Linked DNA regions of Mus musculus: region 2 is linked to region 1. A link is a loop called in an ENCODE intact Hi-C map of the cell type or tissue named here. Cell type or tissue: heart. All regions are shown on one strand.

What was found. Peaks named below come from ENCODE experiments on the same cell type or tissue, not always from the same donor. Only the 100,000 strongest peaks of a DNase experiment are listed, where the experiment ranks them.
Region 2: a loop joins it to region 1, with 2.3 times the contacts of the local background. A loop is called at or near these places in 3 of 42 quality-filtered maps.

Annotation. Positions count from the first base shown.
Region 1 is chr16:25,681,178-25,689,177 of GRCm38, forward strand. Trp63 (transformation related protein 63) reads left to right here and starts at 2,588. Exons shown (of 14, transcript NM_001127259.1): 1 at 2,588-3,174. The coding sequence starts at 3,113. In heart, no CTCF peak of the experiment used is centred here; no DNase peak of the experiment used is centred here; H3K4me3 peaks cover 638 bases.
Region 2 is chr16:25,942,299-25,950,298 of GRCm38, forward strand. No RefSeq gene overlaps it. Among named protein-coding and RNA genes, the nearest start is that of P3h2, 160 kb to the right of the region's middle. In heart, a CTCF peak has its summit at 3,353; a DNase peak (open chromatin) is centred at 3,363; H3K27me3 peaks cover 902 bases.

The DNA of each region.
Region 1 (8,000 bases):
CATTTACTACCTTATATTCTAGAAGGTTCCATTTTGGTTTGAATAGTCGGGAGTGGTATAAGCCATATTGAGCCAGACAAGATGGGGCCTATGGTCCAGTTGCCCTGAACTCAGCTTCTCTGATAAATAGTGACCAAAGTCACAAACTGTAATGGCTGGAGGAACACACAGGTCATGAACTGTTCATAGTAACATCTGTTTTACATCACCCTACACTTCCTGTTCTCTCCTTGAATGGTAGAATTATTTTCCTATCCAAAGCAGGAAAATAATGATAAAAGTTTGCAGCCTAGACCAGAAAGTGCATAAATGATAGCAGTTGTGTGATGCATGTTGCAGATTTCAGGGAGAATTTCTGTGCTGAATACTTGAGTTAGGCTAAGCATGTTGACTGCTCGAAGTGGAGAAGGAAGGCATATTTCTTCCTGGGACATTATGCCAAGAGCTCTACATACTAAACATTATTGTTTCTCTGTTGTCCTACTTCCTGCTTCCTACAATGCAAGTGTGTTCACAAGCATCCTTTAGATGTGTAGGTTGGAAAGGTATAGTCGTCGCCATTCATTTTCCCAGGTCATGGATGCTCATGTGCTCTAATGTGTTTGTCATCCTGAGGAGCTTGCTTTTCTCCTTTAAGTCAAGTTAACTCTGTTTATTAACTAAGTAGTGGGAACCAATATCATTCATAATTAATCTATTGCCACCTAATAATCTGCCTTCTGTACTATATATATGTGTATATATATATATATAATTTTCTATAACAACTGCTGATATAATGGCATATGCTCTAAATTATTTTAAACTTAAACCTTTTAAATTAAATTCTAAAACTTGTAAGTGAAAATATGTATGAAGAGTACTTGAAGACTGGTTATGTGGAAGTCCATGACGTTGAACCATGATATAAATTACTTTGACAAGTTCTTTCTTCTTTTCAGCAAGCACTTAATTATAAATACAAGGCGAAAGGTGAGCTCAGAACTTACCACTTCAGATCTGGTACTTGGGCCAGCCATCCTGGCAGAGTCATCCCAGGGTTAGAAATGGAATCTCAAACCCCACCCTGGAAATAACCAACCAGATTTTGCATGGACAAGAATTTCAAGTGACTCGCGGGTTTATTAAAATTTAAGACAGTCTCCACTAGAAATCCTAGTCCTAGTCTTTCTTAATTTTTCACGATTGAGGACTGAACGCAGGGCAGGGCCTTTTCCACACTAAACATGTGCTTTGGCATTAACTCTATTACCCCCTCCCATTCTTGTGTTCTGGGGGACAGCTTAAGCTGCCTTTGGCTAGGAGATCATTCTTTCTATGCCTTCAGAGATTCATCTCACAACTAAGAGTAGACAGGCCCTGTGTGATGAAACTCCCCCAAGTCCATGGCCATAGGAAATTGATTATTCTCAATTTAAGAACTTTATAATCAGGTCATCTGTATTTGCTCAGAGGAAGAAAGCCAAACACTTGATTCCAATGAGCAAATCTATAATTAATTAGTGAAACGATCTTTGCTCAAGTTTAACATTTTTTTTTAGAGCAAGCTGTCAGATTTGGCTGGAGCGCAGGCCGGCATGTGTGTGAGTTTCACAATTCACAGATGTTAGACACGCTCAGTCTGAGTTAAGAAAGAGAATGTCAAGTTTTAAATAGCTTCTCCCTGGCTGGAACAACAAATAAAACATCTTTATGAACACATTTTGAAGCAGAATTTCTTACAGGAAAATGTCAGATTTCTCTTCAGCTTGTCTCACAACTTTGACATTTTCTGATGTCACTAGTTTGCAGGTGTCTATGGCTGTGGCATGAATGGAGATATGTACGTAACATGTCAGTGACACTTGGGCACACAGCTCTAGTTCCCTCTTGGACTCTATTCTAATTTAGCTTCTGAATCATATTTCATTCAATTTCTAAATCCACAGAACCAGGATTGGTTTACAGCCTACATTCAGAAAGGAAACAAATTCATTATCATGGAGACTTTGCCTGATAATATATAATTCTTTACAATATAAAGAATGTCAGATTTTATAGTAAAGTAGGTAGAAGGAGACTAAAAAAAGTTAAAAGTGAGGCATAATAGAATGAGACAGAATGATAAGAGTTTGAAATAAACTTTATTTTTCCCCATTGACAGGCCATCTAAAATAATTCTAAATAAATATGAAAACAATAAAACAATTAGGAAACATTGTAAAAGAATATTAACTCCTATTTTTATATCACATAAAAATCCTATTACTTATATCTGTATGGTTAAAAAAAATCACTGCAGGCTATTTTCTTTTATTTGGGACAGAAACTATTTCTAAATACATATACATGATCTCTCTCTCTCTCTCTCTCTCTCTCTCTCTCTCTCTCTCTCTCTCTCTCTCTCTCTCTCTCTCTCTCTCTCTCTCTCTCTCTCTCTCGTTGAAATGAAGAGTGAGTTCTAGGTTAAATATAATCAAGGAATTTCCCTGTCTTTGCTATTTGAGATTGTGACCACAACAGGCGGTTGGCTGAAAGGGAGGCAGAAGGGGGTGGGGGTGGGGCAGGGAGAAGCCGAGAAAAAAAAAAGTCTCCTAAGCGTCTCTGCAAAACATTGTAGCCACAGCAGAACTGACAGGAGCTCTCAAATCAAGTCAGAATACAGATACAAGGAGATGTTATTCAGTTGGAGCAAGGGGGACATTTATTAGCTCAGTGACAAGTCCTGGCTTCTGTGATTAAACTCTGATGCCATTCATACCAGCACCCAATCCCAAGCAAGATCAGAAGTTCAGAGATGCCTACAAATTGCCAACAAGTGTGGCCACTCTACGTCAAGGGCTCTAAAACTGTGGCAGAGAGGAAGAACAGCTTTACAGGGGGTGCCCAGCTGGTAAGAATTGACGGTTTATGATGCTCTGGTTACTTGAAGACTCTCATTGGCTGAAAGGAAGAAACGCCCCGCCTCTTTGCAAATCTGAGTAAAGGGGGGAAGTGTCTAAACTTCTATGTCTGATGGCATTTGACCCTATTGCTTTCAGCCTCCTGGCTACATACCTAGATATTCTCAGGTGTATATGTATATTTTATAGAATTGCTTCCCATCTGTTGGTATCAAAGAGAGTTGAAGGAAATGAATTTTGAAACTTCACGGTGTGCCACCCTACAGTACTGCCCCGACCCTTACATCCAGCGGTGAGTTTAAATCTGACCTGGCGTCTGTCAAAACTGAACTGGTGTGCCTGGTGTATTCTGAGTGTTTCTGCTGTGTACTGAAGAAGCCCTCCTTGTTTAGCGAGCATAATAATACTACTTTGGACTTTGTATGGACTTAAAGTGGTTTGTAGATATCTTTTCTACAGTTATCTTATACTTTATTTCTTGAGTTACTAAGTGACAAAGTTTGAAGACATCCATGTTTTTAAATTTGTCACACTATTGTACTCTATAAGGAGAGAGAGTGGGGGAGAGAGAGAGAGAGAGAGAGAGAGAGAGAGAGAGAGAGAGCATGTAGCTCGGGTAGAAGATGTGGGAGGGTCAGGGAGATGTTGGAGGTTGGAGGAGGGGGATGAGATTATCAAAGAATTAATTAAAATATTACTTAAGATTGTCACACCATTTTAAAATGTTAAAAAATTTTAAAATGTACCACGTGCCATGCTCAGTCCCACCCACCAAAGAAAAAGAAATTTCATTGGACAGGGATATAATAATCTATTGGGCAATTTTCAAGTCAAAATAAACATTGGAAATTTTGATTTTTGTCTTAAAACTAAATAGCCATTGTTATGTGAAGCAGATTGTGGCTTGTCATTTTAGCTCTAAAGAATATTTTCTCTTTGATTTGTTTCAAAACAAACATCATCTTTTGACAAATATGACTTCCTAAAACCTGTGATGAAACTGAATTTTGTTTGTGTTTGTAGAAAAATATTTACCTTGCACTGAGAAGGAGTATTAGCAAGAGTTCACAATAGTGTGCCTCTGTCGGGGGAAGAGACTGTTTCAAATTAGAGTTTGCTATTTTTAAACTGGTAAATGAAATCCGAAGAGCGTTTCCCGTGTAAAGTTATGGGAGACATTCACACCATACAAAGCACTGTGATGTTGTTAATTTAACGGCATGAGATTTGAATCTGGAATTTGGTACTTTGTAAGACTTAGGAAAACGGCATGGTTAGAAAGGGGTTAAAGTGACACTTGCCACCTGTGCCTACTGGAGGCTCACACTAGAATCTGAGCCCTGGCTCTGGGCAGGACTAGGTTACCATAGCATTGCCTTGGATTGTGAAAGGCTATTTATTTTCACCAGTATAATTCACTCTCTTGTTGGCCTGACTCTTCCTCTTCCTGTGAGGTTTCTGGTGGGAAAAACAGACGAGGAAAGATACATGAAATGGAGAATACAGAAAGAGAAGACAGACTACAAATTCAAAGGAGAGCAACCCAACCAGATTGCTAATATCTCCCAGGTTGAAATGTGAAATGTGAATGGTTTCTTAACTCATTCGTCCGTTGTTTTCTCTACAAGTGTCTGTCTTAGGAAAAAAACAAATGGACCCTATCTTCTTAGATGACCTAAACAAGAAATTTAGTTGGAGCTGGGGACAGGAATGACAGACAATAAAGCCCAAGTATTGAGATCTCAAAGACCTTCCTGCAATCACCAGCTTCAGAATCAACATTTCTAAGAACCCAGCTGTGACTCAGCAGCAGCCCTTACCATGTCTCCTCCTGGCCCTCTCCTGAGGACTGCATTGGATTCACAGCAGCATTACAGATTCCTAGCTTATGGACTAGTGCGCTCCTTCCCTCCTATACACATCCATCTGCAGGCATTTCTGGTGGTGGATCACACACACACATGTGTATGTATGTGTGTGTGTGTGTGCGTGTGTGTGCGTGTGTGTGTGTGTATGATTTATAAATTATATACATTTATAAATAAATATATATATATAATATATAAATTGAAATGATTTTAAATTTTAGAGTGCCTTTATTTCAGTAGTCTTCCCAACTTGGGAGAAGGCACAAGAATAAGTACAGAGCTGTGAGACTGGTTTAACATGGTCTTGGAAGATTGATAAAAAATATTTTCTTTAGCCTAAACTGTCTCCTCACTTACAATAAAAATGTAACCATAAAACAGCCCAGAAAGATGGAAGTGCGGATACGAACCCTCCTTTGGAAAGGTGCATGCGTACAAAAGTTCATGAGAATGAGAATATGGTGGCTCATGGCTTGTATTCCCAGTGCTCAAGAGGCTGAGGCAGGAGGATTGCAAATTCTGGGCCAGTTAAAGAGATCCTGTCTGAAAAGAAAAACTATCCATTGTCATCATTATTGACATCTGATTATCAAACTTACATATTTGATGACTCAATGACTCCTTAGGCATTTAAACTTTTATATAGATTAGCTTCCCACAGGTTACTATTACTTCTTCTTAGAGAATCAATAAGGAAGTGAAATATTACTGGGGAGAGAGGAATTGGAAGAGGGGAAAATATGATCAAAATATATTGCATGAATATGTTTCTTCAATAAAAAAAGAAAACCGTATATGAGCACATGGAACCCAGCACTGTTCTCTCTGCTGTCCAATGGGTGAATACTGTGAGTTGATTTTTTTCTAAGCAGACAACGCTGGTAGTTCTCAGTTTACAAAATCTATTTTAAGAAAGACCAAATTTAATCATTCCATAATCATAGTCATCTACATACTTACACTTGTCTTTGCTGACCTTGTCTTTGAGAGAAGCCCAAAGACGACTTTGGATGTTATTGTTGTATTAAGGATAGGGTAGGCTGATACTTTTAACTCCATGCTATGGTGATTCATGAATTTCTTTTTTATATAGAATAGAGCCCACAGCATGCTTTTATGGCTAATTGATGAGTACCAAAAAAGAACTGTTTAAATATACACTTTAAAGCACTATAATCTACTAACAATTTCTCAGGTTTTTTGTCTTCTTTCCATCAGAACACATTAAGGATTTGGTTGTGTTCTGAATCAATTTTAATTTATGTCAGTCTTTGCAAAAACTCTTCTAAAAAAAAAAAAAAAGAAAGGCATCCATCCATCCATAGAACGTATTATATTTGCATTTGGAGATATTGGTGATTACAAAAAAAAAGAAAAGGTGGATAAAAGGACAAAGTCTGTCATTTCATTCTCCATCGAATTTTTAAAAAGATCCTAGAGCAAGAATAAATGGTGCAAAATCAGCAAGTAAGTCAGTGGATTAATTTCCTAGTAAACAAACCTTCGCACAGTAAGTCTATCTGCTATTTTTCACCAGATGAATACTCAAAAGAAATGTAAAAGCCAATATCTAGACTCCAAGTTGCTGTTTGTGGTATAAATTGTGTCCCTCACGTTACTTTCTCTAATAATTAGCGTCTAGCTTGTTAAATACACTTTAATTCCACTCTGTGACACATTCATTTCTTTTGAAATATCTTTTCAAATTTTAAGCCCATGACAATTAAAATAAATAAAGATTACATTTTGAAATATTGTGATAATTGAAGTAAAAAGAGGTAGACATCATTACAATGTGATCCATTTATACAATATTCGTACTCCTTCTCTCAGCCTCTATTCAAAGGCTGAGGCTAAAACATCAGAAGAGTGTTTCTCATATAAATCAGTCTTTTGTTTGTTTGTTTGTTTGTTTGTTTGTGTGTTTCTGCTTAAAGGTTGACTTTATTAACCCTGCTTTATAATAGATCCTAAGTGGAAGGGTGGTGACGGAGCAGGACCAGAGGAAGCCCACTTCCTTTGTGTGAGAAAACTCATATAAAGGCAGAAGTGTGTCTCGCACCGGCATCGCCGTTTGGCCTCTTCTCGCACGGGCACCCTTCTTACTCTGTGACCAGGCGAGCTGGCTTCCGCGGATGGCATTGACGCTTCCTCTGCCCTCGGCATTTGTATTAATGTCAAGCAATGAGAACATCAGGCAGAGAGTCAGAAATCAGAGTGGACTTAGGCTATACTTTCTCTGACGGACTTCTTGTTGAGCTTCCTACTAAAGCATGCAGGCCTTGTAAGAAGAGCTTCCCACAGGCTCACGTTTTTGAAGCAACGGCTGTCGCCTTTTCTTTAGTGTTTCATGTAATGAGTACTTGTAGTCACTGCTAATTCCAGGGAGTCACAACAGAGCCATTACTTCTAATTACAGTTAGAATTAAAAACAAAGATGAAAAACTCTTTGTGTGTTCTTAGGAAGACTGCCTAAATAAATAATACATAATATCATTTCTGGTGTTGGATAACAAATATGTCTCTATCTTTTGATGGGGAAATCAGACTCGGTCTTCTCTAATGATTAGCTTTACCTTGCTGAGAGTCTGTAATAGGTCCAGCATGTTGCAGTTTGCTTATATTGTCCAAATTCAGTTCTTATACAAAGTGAGACCTAGGACAGGAACAAATAGACACACTTCAGTTGAAAGAATATCAACTTATAATTTATGTATATAGCCTAATATCAGGTACAGTTATGAAGAAGTACTACAGTTGCTTTACCACCATGCTATTATAATTCCCTGTGTTGCTTTTTCTGGCACATTTGAATGTTCTGGGGATAGGGAAATTTATCAGTAAAGTGTGTATATACCATGTGTGAAAGATCTAATTTATAGCTCCACCTTTAAGATCATCTTATTATATGACTGTCATGAATTTCTTAAACTGTCTGTATTACAACTTCTGGGAGTTGAGACCGTGACCTTCAATCTACAGCTCCCAAGGACTCTAAACTAAGCATAAGCCAGTTCAACTCTAAAAAGCACCTCGTTCCTGCATGGTTCACTTCTGCTATCTTGTGTGTAGTGATAGACTGTTCCTGTCCCACAGACACGTGTGTCCTCACCATGGACACAATTCAATGTACAGTAACCATCAAGGACATTATACTTTACATGTCATTTTCCTCCTTATCTAGTGTAAATTAAAAATGAGGATCAGGATCACTACAGGTCTTAACATTGTCTCATCCCTCTGAATGTTT
Region 2 (8,000 bases), 260 kb after region 1:
GAGTTGGAGAGCAATGCAGCCTGGGTGTTGGAAGACAGCTCCACCCCTGAGTCACAGTGCCTCTGGATCCTGCGGTTCCACTCCGTGTGAAAGGTCTTTCTGTAGCATTCTTGCAAGGTGAGTTTTCTAATTAGCTTTCCCTTATAAGGTGCCAGAGGGGACGATTGGTCAGAAGTAAAGTCCATAGATGGGGTAACAGTGGCCAAGAGACTTTTGCCTTAGGCTGCTGGGTGGGAAGACGTCTTCCAGTTGACATCTGGTGAGAATTTAATGACTCAGAACTCTACTCTCCACCCCTGGTCTCTCACCCACCAGCTTGCCTCACTCAGCCAGGCCTGGACTTTGAGAGCATGAAATCATATACATCATGATTACACCTGCATGGTAGCTATACTCAGTGTTAGAGAACATGTTCTTCAAATGGCCAAAAGAGGACGAGAGGACTCCTGAATACCCTTTCTCCCTCACATCTCTGAGAGGAAGCTGTCTTCCAGTAAAGGCTGAGGCAAAACCAGAGAGTGAATGGTCAAGAGATTGGTCAAGAGAATGGTCAAGAGATTAAATAGTAAATGAACAAAAAGGACAAGTGGACATGGTGGTCTTCAGGTATCTAATGGTTCATATGCTACTCCATATAGACTGATGCATTTTTAACACATATAGCTTTAGTATAGAGTCAATAAATATTTCAATGTTAAAAGATAAAATTGTGAAAGAAAAACACTGAATGATAAGTTTATCCATAACTCGTAACATTTAGCAATAATCCTTGTTTACTACTGGGCATTTTTCTTTTTTTTAACATGTCACTCAGATCCTTAAAGAGAGGCTATGATTTTTATTTTACATAGGAATAACTAATGTGCTGAAATGAGTGGAGGAGTCATTCAGGAATGGAGGGATTCAAAAGTTCTTATCTTATGATCTTCACAGATTGCATACTGAGCGTCTAGTCATTCATTTCCAATTTCCTGGTCTTCAAGTTTCTCCCAGTCTTACATTTCTGCCTTCAGAGAGACAAAGATGATTCAGATCCAATGTTAATATAAGCTCAGTCCCTTTAGATGAACATTGATCTTTGTATTAGTCTAAGTGTTGTGATAAAGAAAAGTTTGTGTGTTGTCAGCGAGCAGAGACATCTAAACTCAGTTCCAAGTATGTGGGTAAGACCCTGGTAAATGAAAGGCTGCTTTCTAAGCTAGTTCTTTAACCCGATCCATGCTCAAGTTTATTATTATGCTCCTAAGATTACTAAGGTCTAAGAAGGGAAGAAAATAAGATAGCTCTAAGAACGGTTTTGTGGAATCTGCAGTCACTCCAATCCAGGAACATGGAAACGAATTAGAGCCGCCACTTTATCTATGCTAGTAGTCAAGTGTGGTGTAGAGGCAATTTCAACATTCAAATTATATCACATCTTATGATGAAATAGGAATTGCCCATGGACCAATTCTTTTTCTATGATCACCAGACACCAGGACAGGAAAAATCTTCCTAGAATAGATAAATATTGATTAAGATTTAAAAATGCCCCCGTTTCCAGGAACAGATACCGTCACTTGAAACTACATCCATCTTCAGATTGGGGAAGCTAGTGTGTAGGGAAAGAAAAGGATTTCTAGGCTTTGCATTTGTATTGCTGGCCTGGGATTTTTTTTACTTTAGGTCACCCTTTATCTAGGAGAAAACATTGTTTCATTTGGACCAGAGGAATCGATAAAGGAGCCCATGGAAAAATGGGTGGCTTCTGCCTTTTTGTTGACATGCAACTCTGCTCAGGAAGCTAGAGAAGAGTCCTTGGAACACATTTGGAAATAAGAATTTGGCACTAGTGTTCTCTGTGTTAGATTAAATTATGGCGAACTGTGGATTATCAGAGGTAGAGAATGGCCCATGCAGGTGACTGGTAAAAATACCCTTACTATATTATTTAAAGCCTGCTGGGAAATGATGGCAGTTGAAATGGAAATGATTATAATTCCTGCTCTCAGCACATCCTCTGTGCCGCTCTACCTCCTTATTTTCTCCATAAACCTGTAAAAGAGGTTCCATTTCTTCCATTATACACAGGTAAGATTGAATTCACAAGAAGGCAAACAACTCTTCTAAAATCACTCAGGTAGTCATTAACCCTGCTAGAGTAGAGCTTGTGAAATTTCTTTCTCTGCTCACTCTTTTGTTTTGTTTTAGAGTCTTGGGTTGGGTGCATTACAGAGACTGCAACTGAATCATGGAATCTAAACCACTGAGCTGAGAGGCCCTCGCAGGTAGACCCCAATGTTCTAGGTAGACCCGGATGTGCTGGCAGACATCACTGGATGGCCTTTTGCAGCTAAGGCTAGTATTCTAAACACAAGTGCTGCCCTCATGATTTATTTTTAATGCATCCTCTAAGAGAGACGTTCTCAACCTTCCTAATGCTATAACACTTTAATACAGTTCCTCATGTTGTGGTGACTCCTCTAACCATAAAATTATTTTTGTTGCTACTCCATAACTGTAATTTTGATACTGTTATGAATCATGAGGTAAATAACTGTTTTCTGATGATCTTAGGTGACCCCTGTGAAAGAAACATTCAACCCCCGAAGGGGAGGCAACGTACAAGTTGAGAACCACTGGTCTAAGTGATGCTGGGAGAAGCTGGTGTCACAAGACCAGGGGTGGAATTAGGAGGACTGTACCTGTTTTCTGAATCTGTCAGGGCACATCAGAAGTCACTTATCTTTCCTCAGCCTCTAACAAGTCATTTTGTTTAGAAAAAGAGATTATCATTAGACAGAAATGGCACCAATATCCTGACACCTGATTAAAAGCAGAATGGAGATAAAATGATTTCTCTCTCCTTCCTGGTCTGGGAAGCCAACATTGCTCACCCTCCAGCCCCCAGGGAAATGGCTCTGTCCCAGCGGCAGCCTGCTCTTTACTTTGAAGTTGCTGTTTGCATTTGGAGCTCCAAAAATGTTTGTGCTCACTGCTGCTGCAGGCTGGCCCAGCAAAACTGCTCATGCTGAGACCATGGCTGGCTTCCCGGGTGAAAAAAAAAAAAAAAAAAACCACGACAGTTAATTACATCAACCCAATTAGCAGAAGCACCCACCTTGTGCAAGCAAGGCTCACCTGCAGACTCACCCGTCTGGCAAAGGGCCCCCAGGCTTTAGTGGGGAAGCTGCTGAACTGAGAGACTAAAGTGTTTACCAGTGACCTCCTTTCAGTACCCTCTTGTCTTCCAGATAAGTAAAGGAACTGGAAGAGAACCAATCTCTTACGCCATAGTCTGCCGAGCAGCCTGCAGATAGTAATGGCTTTCAGATTGTTCCACTGGGCAGGGACAGAGTCTTCCCTCAGCACCTACCGGTGATCAGAGGTGGAACACGATCAGATATTGCCTTTGGTAATGAGGTTGTTTGCTTGCCTCTAACAGAGCCCTGAAGAGACAGAGCCCTCTCTGAAAGGCAGGCTGGGGAAACGTGACAGCTGTTTTCCTTGGCTCCGAGCTCACACTTTCCACCTTCACAAGGAATCCACGGTGCTGGGTTCAAAGATGAGATCCAGTCACTCATTAGCTGCCTACCAGGACCCAGTTGCTTAAACTCTTGGAGCTCTGATATGCTGTTTGCTGAAGGTGCGAGTGAGCACACTGTAGGGCTGAAGAACCATCCAGTGATTGTCATCAAGTAGGGAGAGACTATCTCCAAAGGGCAGCCCTGGGATAGAACTGTTCCATGTTGTGATTGGCCTGCTGGCCAGAGGACAATGCATTTGTCAATGGCAAAGAGCTATATGTTGAGACATACAACTTTTGCAGAACAATCCCCCTGTAAAAGTTGATGAAAGTCACTTTCAAATTTCAGTAAAGGGAATAATGATGATAATAGACTCAAAAGTATCAAGCAGAATGTATGGGCCATGTAGGTCCTATGTATGTACCAATGGCTTCCCTTTCTCCCCAAGCCTGCTTTCCTTATCTTTCAAATAGGAATTCAAATATTATTTCCTCTAAGAGTAAAAATTCATCTTTTTAATCATGTGATGGTAGCGGTAACGGTAAGATTATTGGTGTAACTATTTTCTCTACATTCATTAGTTAATATGTCTTAAATGTCCTTGTTGAACTGGGTCCTGTCACCAGCCCTGCTGTAAAAAGCATAGCACAGGGCCAGGCGTGGTGGCGCACACTTTTTATCCCAGCACTTGGGAGGCAGAGGCAGGTGGATTCCTGAGTTGGAAGCCAGCCTGGTCTACAGAGTGAGTTACAGGACAGCCAGAGCTACACAGAGAAACCCTGTCTCCAAAAAAAAAAAAAAATCAAAAAATAAAATAAAATAAATATAATTTAAAAAAGCATAGCATAACAGTGCCCCCCACCTAAGGCAGCTCCCAGCTTAAGAAGGGAGGTAGACTGAGTAGTAAGTACTTCCATATTACGAATGCTACTGTGTGAAGTTCAGTAGCAACAGAAGGCACCTCAGTGCTGGATAAGGGAAACAGAGAAGACATCCTGGTAAGAGGTTATCCCAAATGAGAGTTGGGTGAAGGGAAGTAGCAGAGAGACCCACAGAGAAGCTGGGGAAGCAGTCACAGCAGGCTGATAGATGCTAGAGCAAGGGAGTCTGGGAGACTACTTAAGAATGTATCATCTATCCATCTGCTTAAGGGCTCAGAGAGTCATCTTCGTGGTTACACAAGGTGGTTTGCTAAGTGTCTTCTCCCATGTGTTCCCATGTGTTTCAATTCTTCGGGTTCCTGTAACTGGGCCTCAGTCCTCAGCTTCTGCGTGAAAATCAGGGTCAGAACTTAAGGGAAAGCTTCCCTGTTGAAAAGCATGAACTTTTAAGGTTTTTTTTTTTTCATTTGCTTTGCATAATCAATCACTCACCTGCAAACCTGGGGGTTTCCCTATCAGATGACAGGTGACAGGAGTCATGGAAGGGATTCAAATCCTCTAAGGTGGCTCAATGATGTCAACCCAATTACCCGAGACAGCTTATCTGCACAGCAACGGCCCTCGGGTGTCAGTACCTGTGTGGACTTGGGTGGAATTCTTTGCTGGGACACTTGGCTGACAGCAAGTCTGCTCATCCCTGCCTCTTCCTGTCCTCCCCCCACCCCTACCCCCAACTGCAGAGGAAAGCAGCACCAGCCCCTCTCCACAGCCCAGAGACCTTGCCTGAGTTCTGGAGATAACAATATGCATAGCACCTTTTGTATGCTGCTAAAGAAAGGCTTCAAGGGTCGGTGCTGATATCCCACAGTCCTGCACCCGGGTTAATCCACCCGTTAAGTCATTTCAGCCTATTCCGCAAACAGCTGCTTCTCTTGCTTCCACACCTGTGCTGCCCCGCCCTTTCCTGCTTTGACCACCTCTGTTTCTTTTCTAGAACTCATGTGGCGTCTTCACATTCCAGACTGAATGGGGGAGGCCAAGCATGGAGGGTCTGTACTATGCTTTTACTTGTCTTGCGAGGTTAGAATGCATTGGGTTTTAGATATTGCAACTAGGATCCCTTTGGAAGACCTAGGACATTAAACATGTGGACTTAGTGGGCTTGAACACTCCTAAAGGTGTTATCTACCTTTAACCATCTGTGATCATGTAAATTCTGACTCGATATAGGATGACCTGTTCAAGATCCTACATCCATTGCACATCAAACCAGGGTATAGTAGCATACTCTACAGGAGATGTGCTACAGAACCACAGAAAGGTCTCAGGCAAAGATGGGATACAGGAGCTTAGTTTCTCCTTCCCTATGATAAAAAACCAAGTCCCCAGTACAGTTCTGTGAAGAATGAGGAAAATAGTAAACACACACACACACACACACACACACACACACACACAGAAATGCATGCACATGGGAGGAACTTCCCATAGGATATTTCAACATTCAACAGTAACTATTACACTTGCAACAGTGGCCCTCTGCTGTGTTACCAAACAAGATGACAACAGCAAAGTTCTATTCAAGCACACAGCAAGGAGGAGATCCATCTGATAACACAGCCACATTGTAGGTTTGTTACTGAAGAGGAAGGTGCTGACCTTACTGGGCTCCTTTGTTTCTACAGGGAATTAGACAGAGGAAGTGGAATAACCGGTCTGGGTCTTTGAGCTTGGGGTGTGGCAACCCTAGCACTTAAAGTATCTCCTTTAAATTTACTGATTCATCTCTTTGTACCCTTTCTCTATTTCTAAGATGTTGGAAGAGAATTTCTCCCCCTGGAGATAGCATAGCTGTGGACAGAATATCATAGACATAATGGAGGGAGGAGAGAGCACTTCTCTTTTCAGAAGCGATGCTATTATTTTCAATGAGACGGACTAGAACCCTTCCTCTGTCTTCTCTGAAGCTCCCTCGTCTTCATGACTAATTTGGGGATCCACCTACTCTTAGGACCAGTGGTCTAGTAGTAAGGAAGAAATCTCCCAGGCACTTCCTTGGTCATAAAGGGTGCAGGTCTTTGACATCAGAAGTGGGTGCCTCCCTCTATACCATTTTTCGGAATCTTGGGGCAATTTAGTCCTGGGATGTGACTCGATTCCTGCCCTGTTATGAAATGCCTGTGCCAGCTTGGCATAGTCACCTGCCTCATTTGCATTTCTCCACATGTGGCGTTCTCATGCCTCTGTGCACATTGCTTTCCTTAGCTGTAGTTTATGCAATGCCTTACTTCCCTGCATTAAGATCTCTGGTTTTTGGACTCCATTTAAGTTTAGGCAGAAAATCAGATTCTGGTCTCTTACTTGACATTGCCTCATGAACTCTGAGAAGAAATCTACTTGTAGCATCTTATTGAGTCTGGTATGCTTTTTCCAATGTCTCTCAAGTCCTGAATCACTGAGTTAGAATGAGTACCTCTCAGTCCATTGCCCTTCACACAGCTTGCTCATTTCTTGTTTTAGTAGCACGTGCATGAGTTCATGTATTCATTCAGTGAGCACTTCTGATTTTCCTCTATGATATGTGCCTCTTCAGGCTCTGGAAATAGAGTAGTGATTATATTTCCATCCTTCGCAAAGGAATGCAGTCGGTAAATAAAGTAAGTCAAGTCAATTCTGAGCAGAGCGCTTGGTACAAAAGCATGAAAACGTTAAGAAGAGAAAGACAATGATATTGATGACTGCAGAAGTTTAAATAGAAAGAGATACTATAGCCAGTTGACCCAAGAAGGTAGACTATGATCTCCCACTTGCCAAAGATGGGATACATGGAAACATATGAGCATGCTCCAGGTGTAAGTAACAAAAATGTAAAGGCAGGAGTGTGACAGTCACTACGAGGAACAGTAAGGAGGCCAGCACCACTGACTATAGCATAGAGAGTATTGGAAACAAAATAGAAAAGTTTCTGGCTCCAATGTCATAAGAAATTATAACAACTCGGCTGGTGAATAGGAAAAATATTAAAGGATGTTGTAGATTAACAGGGTTTGACTTGTGTTTTTTAAGTATTGTCCATTTCTGTGCTTGGAACCTACCGAACAGAGACAAGAAAAGAAGCAAAAAGAAATGCTAATGGGTTACTTTCAGAGAAGACATGTTGATTGCTCCTAGCAAGGTGCTGAGAATCATGGTGACAGAAAGGTAGTGTGTGTGAAGAGCAGGAGTGGTCACGCTGGGGAATTATGGGTATAAGGAAGGTCATAGACAGAAGGGTAGGGCAGTCTGTTCAGGAGAGAGTTTGGATTTAGCATAGGATGGTAGGCAATCATAGAAGACCTCCTAGAGGAGAAAGCATATCCCAGGGTGAAGCAGATACATGAGGTAGAGTGACCAGCTGTCCATGCTCCCCCTGGACTGCACTGCTTTTAACACCTCTGTAGTGTGGAAATAGTGGTAGTGGAGAAAGGATGAGAATGTTCCAAAGTCTATGGGTGGCCCAGGACAATTGGTCTTTGTTCGATATGGCTGTAAGAAGCCAAAAGATTGATCACCCTTGTAATTGAAAAGAACAGCCTAGAAACATCCCATCAATTAGACTGGAGATTCTAGGCAA